Linked DNA regions of Homo sapiens: region 1 is linked to region 2. A link is a loop called in an ENCODE intact Hi-C map of the cell type or tissue named here. Cell type or tissue: ascending aorta. All regions are shown on one strand. Links, peaks and the distances in the headings refer to the core of each region. The heading gives the core; the rest is flanking DNA. Region 1 has its middle 12 kb from the start of LINC02436. Region 2 overlaps CFAP97 (cilia and flagella associated protein 97).

The links. Hi-C counts contacts between places; a loop is a spot of excess contacts. Peaks named below come from ENCODE experiments on the same cell type or tissue, not always from the same donor. Only the 100,000 strongest peaks of a DNase experiment are listed, where the experiment ranks them.
Region 1: a loop joins it to region 2, with 12 times the contacts of the local background. A loop is called at or near these places in 45 of 110 quality-filtered maps.

Annotation. Positions count from the first base shown.
Region 1 is chr4:185,037,579-185,041,983 of GRCh38, forward strand. No RefSeq gene overlaps it. Among named protein-coding and RNA genes, the nearest start is that of LINC02436, 12 kb to the right of the region's middle. In ascending aorta, for the core only: a CTCF peak has its summit at 2,376 (motif pointing right); a DNase peak (open chromatin) is centred at 2,423; H3K4me3 peaks cover 629 bases.
Region 2 is chr4:185,181,731-185,186,135 of GRCh38, forward strand. All of the region lies in intron 2 of CFAP97 (cilia and flagella associated protein 97), which reads right to left. Among named protein-coding and RNA genes, the nearest start is that of CFAP97, 20 kb to the right of the region's middle. In ascending aorta, for the core only: a CTCF peak has its summit at 2,086 (motif pointing left); a DNase peak (open chromatin) is centred at 2,071; H3K27ac peaks cover 2,315 bases.

The DNA.
Region 1 (4,405 bases), core at 278-4,277, 140 kb before region 2:
CCATACATGGTTACATTTCTTCCCTGCTGTATAAAGCCCTAGTTTTAGCTGATCAGGGAGATGGATTTGAGACTGAGATCCCATCTCCTCAGCTGTAGCACCTAGTTAAAGCTTCCTCCTGGCAATACTCGCTGTCACAGTGGTTGGCTTTCTGTGCGGCGAGCAGCAGGACCTAGATCAAACCCCTGGCGTTTGGTAACACAACCATCACCTCCATTCATCTCCAGAACTTTTTCATCTTCTCTAACTGAAATTGTACCCATTAAACACTAACTCCCTATTCCTGCTTAGCCCAACCCCCTGGTAACCACCATTCTCTTCCTGTCTCCATGGATGAAACTACTCTAGGAACCTCATGTAAGAGGAAGCATATGGTAGCTGTTCATTTGAACTGGGTGCAGTGGCTCATGCCTGTAATCCCAGCACTTTGTGATGCCAAGACAGGTGGATCACTTGAGGTCAGGAGCTCGAGACCAGCCTGGCCAACATGGCGAAACCCCAGCTCTACAAAAAATACAATTACCTGAACATGATGGTGTGCACCTGTAGTCCTAGCTACTCAGGAGGTTGAAGTGGGAAGATTGCTTGAGCTTTGGAGGTGGAGGTTGCAGTGAGCCAAGATCATGCCACTGTACTCCAGCCTAGGCAACAGAGTGAGACTCTGTCTCAAAAACAAAACAAAACAAAAAAAGGTGCTCATTTGTAACTGGCTTATTTCATTTAGCATAATTTCTTTAAGATCATCCAGGTTGTAGTATCACAATTTCCTTCCTTTTCAAGGCTGAATAATATTCCATTGTATTTATATACCACATTTTATTTATCCATTTATCCATTAATGGACACTTAGGAGGTTTCCATCTTTTTGCTATTGTGAATAATGTTGTTATAAACATGGATATACAAATATCTGTTTTAATCTCTGCTTTTAATTCTTTTGTGTATATACCCAGAAGTGGAATTGCTGGGTCATACAATAATTCCATGTTTAATTTTTTGAGGAACCCCCATACTGTTTTCCGCAATGGCTGTGCCATTTTATATTCCCACCATCAATGCAGAGGGTTCCAGTTTCTCCATATCCTCACCAACACTTGTTATTTTCTGCTTTTTTTTTTTTTAAATAACAGCTATTCTAATGGGTGTGAAGTAGAGTCTCATTGTAGTTTTGACTTGTAGTTCTCTGAGGCAAATCAAACATTCCATTAATGTTAAACATCTTTTCATGTGCTTACAGGCCATTGGAATATTTTTGGAGAAATGTCTATTCAATTGACATTGAATTATTGTATGATCCAGCAATTCCACTTCTGGGTATATACACAAAATAATTAAAAGCAGAGATTCAAGTTCTTTGCCTATGCTTTTTTGTTGTTGGGTTGTAAGAGTTCTTCATATATTCTGAACATTAGCTCCTTATCAGATATATGATTTGCAAGTGTTGTCTTCTATTCCATGGGTTGGCTTTTCACTCTGTTGAGAGTGTACTTTGATGCATAAAAGTTTTTAATTTTGAAATCCAATTTATCTATTTTTTCTTCTATTGCTTGTTCTTTTGGTGTCATATTCAAAAGTAACTCATAATGTTAAGTTATATATTTATTTGAATGTTTTATTACATAAATGCCTGCCTTCATAGACTATAAGATACACAAAGACTGAAACCTCTGTTTTGGTCACCATCATAACCCCAGGACCTAGCCCGTGCCTGGTGACTAGTACGTGTTTCATCATATATATTCGTAATCTGATAAATGCATATCTTCTGATACTTTTAAATTGTGATGTTAAATGATACTTGATAACTTATACACTTATATGAAAAAATTTTGATTGACAAAGGTGATTTCTGTGTGATATTTAATTCTCACTGAAAATTCACACTAAATTAATTTAAATTAAGTTAATTTAAATCAAGCCATATATAAAGTTTCAAGAAGTGTTGGAGAAAAAATTTAAACACAACAGCAACTGTATCAATGGCATATTTTAAAAATATATTATTTTTTTCCAAATGTTTACAGACTAAAAAATGAAATGACTAGAAACACATCTTCCAGGTTTCAGTCATTTCATTTCAGATCTGATGTAACTTCATAATATGTTTCTTCATTCTTCTTTGGCAGGTATTCAAAAGTGGTATAGACCCGCTACTTAGATCAAACGAGGGGGACAGCTCCGGTGCCCTAAGTTAAGTGATAGCCCAGATCAAATGCTAACTCTCCCTTTCCTCTATGATTTCGTAAACCTTCAGGAGAAAGCTGACAAGTATTCATCTGCCTCGTAGATCAAACAAACCCACGAGGGATTCTCTTTCACTCTTCTGTGCTTCTGGGAATTAAAATAGAAGGGACTTGTATTGTCAGCTGCAAAACAGCAGGGGGAGCTCATGAGGTTTTTAAGGCAGCTATTACTCGCCACCCCACCACCTCCAAAAACATTGCATTAAGTATACACTTAACAGCACCAAGGAGAAATTCAAAGGGAAAAGGAAGTGCGAGTGAGCGCGTGCACACACACACAAACACACATGCACGCGCCTTCTAATGAGAGGTGAAAATGGACACAATCCATTTTATAATAAAGGACTGACAAACTAACACTTAATCCAGACCTCTGAAGCCACCTCTCAGACTATCCTTACTACCTTAACAGTCCAGCGTAGCCGTGGGTACCCAAGACCCCATCGCTGCTCTTGATTCTTGACCATCTTTCTCATGTGTCCAAACTAAATTCCTAGACAGCTGGCTTAAAACTATAGTGCTTAAGTTTTCCAAACGTGTTTTTAAATATTCAGTGAAATTCTTTTGGAGAACAACTTAAATAGTACTTTAAAAATTAGGTTATAAACCACAGAGTAGTTTTTAAAATACATGAACTATAGACCTTTGTCACTGAGGAGAAAGAATGAGGGGTCCAGGGTCTATATTGTGAGTTTTCGGGACAGGGTAAGAAGTCACTCCCTGTGAGGACAGAGTGGCCACAGAGGAACAGAAGAGTATTTCCTACTGGGGAGAAATCACAAGGGACACTGGTCTTGCTTGCCATGTTGTCCTTTGAGTCTTAACCCGGGACACAGGAATCAATGGTTAGCATTAATGAGTCATCAACAGCTCTCATTCTGAGGCCTAACAGAAAGCTAAGCTGTGAAGCCGTGGATAACCACACACAGGGACTCGGGCTGCTGATGGGCTTGCCAGGGCTAGGGTGGGATGTGAGGTCTTACCTTTGCTCCTCCTCTATCTACAAGTATGTCTGAATCACAGATGAGCGTCTGAGAACGCATCTTGAAACAGCTGTCACCTCTCCTAGAGGGGCTCATTTTTGGCATTGGGAAAACAGATTTTGGTGAGTGGCCGCAATGTCTTACAAATTCCCTGAAGTTCAGGGCCTTTTCTTGGTTTGTGATCAGTGTTTCCCAAAGAATACAGCTCTCTCCTCATGTCACTTCAGGATGACATGAGGATGACCTTTAAAATATTGTGAGTCCTACTTGTAATGGAACAATGAGACGTGGAATCGTGAAAGGAACTAGGATAAATATGTGACTATGTAGAAATAAGCTACTAGCTCTGTTTTATGCCATTGACTTTTCTATGTCTGAACACTTTTTCAAGGACTTTATAGAAAAGCAAATTGAAAAATAATAAAGTGTTTTCAATAAACTCCATCAAATGAATACATGCATAAATTATGCATAATTATAAATTATGATATTTAATTTTCCTTAAAAATTATCTATTTGTTCTCCCAAACTATATTATAATTTATTCGTTAGAAAAGCATATATTTTCAAAGAAAAACTGTAGTAAAGAAGGACAGTACAACATATTACCTTAAAAAAAACTCTTTAAACGATGTAAGCTTTCTTACCTCTTTAAAAGGAAGTACATATATTCCTGGAGGAGGCATCTGAAGTTCCTTTCATCTAGATCTTCAAATTCTTTTTTCTACTGCCTGATAGTGTTTGGAAACCAAATTTTTATTTATCTTAAGTAACTTTTGAAGAAAAAAAGAATAAAGGAAGCTTTACTTATTTTCTAAATACTGATTTAATTCAGTTTTAATAAGAGGAATCTGAGTATTAGGTTCCAATTTTTATGTGAATTACATAAAATATTAAAATTACCAGAAACTCCAAATTACAGTGATCTTGAAGAATTTAGAACAACCCAAGAAGTCAACATAGCTGTAGGATGTATTTCATATCAATATACTGGGCAAAAATTAGATATTATGTGTTCCTTTTTCTGTAATGTTGATCCAACTAAGTGTCACAATGAGTTAAGTAAAGCTAAGTCATGCCAGTTTGCTGGGACTTGATTTCCTCTTCAATAAAATGAGGGGTTTCAGTTAGATGATTCTTAGTTTTCTCCCAAGAGCTAACAATTAGAACTCTGGCCAG
Region 2 (4,405 bases), core at 214-4,213:
CTCTCTGTTGGTTTTTGCTTTTCTTAAATGTTTGGCAATACTTGGTAGTGTGTTGAGGGCATTGAGATTTCCTGCAGTTTGCCAGGAAGAAAGGATAAAATGTGCTGCCAGGCAGGACGTGCTGGTAGCTAATCTCAGTATGGGCATCTCCTTTCTTATGGAGCATAACAGGGTCTGTATCTTCCCTTGAACAAGGCACTTCACTTCAATCCCTCACACGTTGGTATCACTTTAGCAAAAAATTTAACCAGTTTCTTTGCTCATCAATGCTTCTTCAATCCCATTTCTTGTATTTATTTTTCTTCTCAAAATACATCCTGTAGTGATTATTTCATAGTTTATATAGTAGATTTTGAGGCCATGTATTTCTAAAATATTTTAAATTTTTGCTGTTTCAGATTCTTTTTAAAGTGACCTAATTTTACCTATACAAAATATGAAACATACCTTTAAATCTAGTGTGGTCAACGTCTTCAATGCTCTCCAAATCGGTGAGATTCATACCATAACTTGATGTCTAAACTTCTGTTTACTACTCCATTTTTTTAATGCCCTCTCTGCCTATTCAGGGATTTACAGGTCAAGATGAAGGATCTAATTCCAACCATTTTTTGACATTTACATAGCAAAGGCAGCTTTGCATGGAGGTGGAAAATTCCCCAAGTCAGCCACCCTTGAGCTAAAAGAGGTTGAATATTCAGAAATTCGACTAATCTTTCAAGATCCACTTCAAAGTCCTGTATCTAATACTGCCACTATGCAATGGTCTTCCCTTCTTCCACTATTTCTCACAGAACCCGAAGAACTCTGAAGTTAGAATGGACCCTAGCAACCTATATCAACAATCTCCTCCTACAAATAGAGTGCCTGAAGCTCAGAACAGTTGCTGTCTTGTTTGTGATCATGTCGGTAACACCCAGAAGCCTAAGTTTTATTCCACTTTCAAAACTGTCTTTACCTTGGTTCAACACTGTCTCGTCATTCCATGCCCTATACTGGTAGATTCAATTTTACATTCTTTTATCAATCTTTGTTTCATAGGCTTAATATTTTATAGTTCAAATTTCTATTTCATAAACAACAAACGGGCTGGGCGTGGTGGCTCATGCCTGTAATCCCAGCACTTTGGGAGGCTGACACGGGCGGATCATCTGAGGTCAGGAGTTCACGACCAGCCTGGCCAACATGGTGAAACCCCGTCTCTACTAAAAATACAAAAATTAGCTGGGCGTGGTGGTGCCCGCCTGTAATCCCAGCTACTCGGGAGGCTGAGGCAGGAGAGTCACTTGAACCCGGGAGGTGGAGGCTGCAGTAAGCTGAGATTGCGCCACTGCATTCTAGCCTGGGTGACAGAGCAAGACTCCGTCTCAAAAAAAAAAAAAGGTTCTTTTAAACCAATAAAATGTTGATGTGGTTGGCTATACAGGTATCCCTCATTATCTGAACTCTCACCTAATATGGCTGTTAACTTGCAAAATTTTTTACTTAGTATTCACTACCTTAAGCAGTAAACTGGTTTACCGAACCTCTGTACTGAAGTCCGTGAAAATGTTTAAACTGAAAGGATGCAGAGAGTATGCTGCATTCCTGCCTCAGCTGTGCTCTGATGGGCTCACATGTTGTCTTCACCATCATCCTCCCCATACTAAGTGGATTTATGTTCCAGGAAGTAGAAAAGGCAGTGAAGAAATTAGGTAAGCCAAAGCAGCCTAGAAAAGCTTATTTAGTGTAAGTTAGAAGTGATAAAGTGTATTGAGAGATGAATGCAGAAAAGGCACAAGCCTGGCTCTGCATTCATATCCACCTACCATGACCACAGTTGCAGTTATATGGTGGAAAATAAAGAAAACATAGGAAAATAATTTTGGATCTGAAATGCTTCACTGTGTAAATCGAGCATGAATGATAATTTTGAAAAATGATTGCAATACCTTATATAATAGACTGACAGTCCTAATTAGTGTTTAAAATGCTTTATTATTATGAAGAATCCTTGGTGGATTGTTATATTATGGACTCCAATAACAGATGTACCAACTGGCAAAATGCCATGTTTGTTCCTGCGCCTTAAAAAGCCCTGAGCGCCACCTACTGGCAAATCTCTTCTATCAGGGGTTCTTTACTATGCAGTACTATGAATAAAGCTTCCCTTCTACATTTTAGCTCAGCATCTGTGTTAAATGCTTTTTAACAGTATTTCAATTTAATTATAATTGGGGAACTGTTCAGGAGTTTGGGGTAGGATTATTTTTCTTATTTAAAAGTTAAAAATATTTAGGTTCTCTATATCTAATTAAGTTTCAGAAATGGGTTAGACAGGAAGAGTGAAGAATGCTTTATTTTCAATGGAACCAAATAGTTTACTCAGTGTCTTGATATTCAGACCATGGTCCCTAGATCTGCAGCACGGGTATCACCAGTAGGGGCTGATTAGAAATGCCGATTTAGCTCTTACCTTAGTTTTACTGAACCCAAATCTGCATTTTAACAGTATCCCTGGGTTAACCGTATGCATACTGAAGTTTGAGAAGCTCTCTTGGACAAAGTTGGCTGCCCAATTACTGTATATCTATTTTCCTCCTACTTCACAGATCCCTGACTTCCAGGGTGAGCCTGCTTGGCCCAGGATAATCCCATTTCCCCTACCAACGACTGGTTCGGGAATGGGAGCGTAACCAGTTCTGGGCAAGGAGACCTATGTGGATGTTGACTGGGCCAAATTTCTTTAAGAAGTTTCCTCCATTCCAAGAGTCAGAGAAGAGACACTGTCTCTTCCTCTGGACACTGTTGTGTCTGAAGGTGAACACTGAAAACGGCTGCAGACATCTCCTAGCAGCCTAAGAACGAAGCCAACACCAGGGCTGGAGGAACACAGTGCTAGAAAGTAGGTCCCTGATGAAGTTTTGAGCCACTCAATCAACCCTGAAGTCTAGCGTGTCTTTGGGTGACCTGTTATATGAGAAATATTGTTTCATTCGGAATTCCCTTCTTGTATTCAAAATCCTGGATAATCACTGATGACTCTGAACAAAAAGCCCAGAAATCAGACTATTTTCTATTAGATGGTTTTTAAAAACTTGACAATTCTAAGAGTTGAGTGTTTTCTTCCTGTAAGAAGCTTTTTATTGGCTGAAACAATACCTTCCTTTTGTATGCTCGTTTTTTAATCCTCTTTCCTAGGATACAGTGGGGTTTATAATTTGTGGGAACAAATAGTACTTACAAGATTTTAAAAAACGGAAGTGTCCCCTTAAAAATAAAAATTATGATTTAGTCAAACAAGCCCATATTTAAAAAATAAAGCCCACTAGACATATTGAACATTTTAATTTATCTTCTAGAACATTTCTCTTTTCAACCCATTTTTAACCTAATTTTATAAGAACAATACTTTTTAATGCCAAACAATAGGCTGCAACTTTTTAACACGTTTCCCATTTGCCCCAAGAAATGAGTGCTGGCAGTGAGCTGTACTTTTTTTTTTCTGAACAGGAAATGGGTTCAACACATACAAATCACAGTAAGAATTATGAACGAAGAGCAATGCAGCAATAGAAATTTGATGCACAAGAAAAAAGGCAAATATATCAAGATATATGTTATTACACAATATTAGTGAGCAATCTGCATTATCTCATGATATTTTATGATTTAATTTCAACCACCATCCAATTTTTGCATTACAAATATAATTTTAAAGAACAATTCTGTCACTTCAAGGAAAACAGTTGACAGTATTTATTACCAATAATAAAATTTGAGCTTTTTAGCAAAAAATAGTATTTTAGGTAAACTTGTATCTGCCACCATGAGTTTGACAGCTTCTCAAGAGCTTTCTGATGAGGCTGGTAGTGATATTAACAACTATGATTTCTATATAATGTATTCTGAAATTTGCCAACCTTTTTTTTTTTTTTTTTTTTTGAGACAGGGTCTTACTCTGTCTCCTAGGTTGGAATGGAGTGGCGTGATCTCAGTTCACTGCAACCTCCAACTCCCTGGCTCAAGAGATCCTCCTATCTCAACCTCCCCCCGCAGCTGGGACTACAGTAGCACACACCACCATGCCTAGCTAATTTTTGTATTTTTTGTAGAGACAGGGTTTCACCATGTTGCCCAGGCTGGTCTCAAACTCCTGGGCTCAAGTGATCTGCCTACGTCTGCCTCCCAAAGTGCTGGGATGACAGGCGTAGCCACTGTACCTGGCCTGCCAACATTTGTAAGCTCAGTGAAACAATATTTTCCAAATACCCAATATGTCACATTCCAAAACCAGGCATAGGTAAAATATACATTAAAAATCAATCAAGAAAGATCAATATGTTTTAACATAACAGACTTGAAATTCACGATTAAAAGTTAACTGAGATTAATTTCAGATTTCACATTGCAACTAACATCTAAG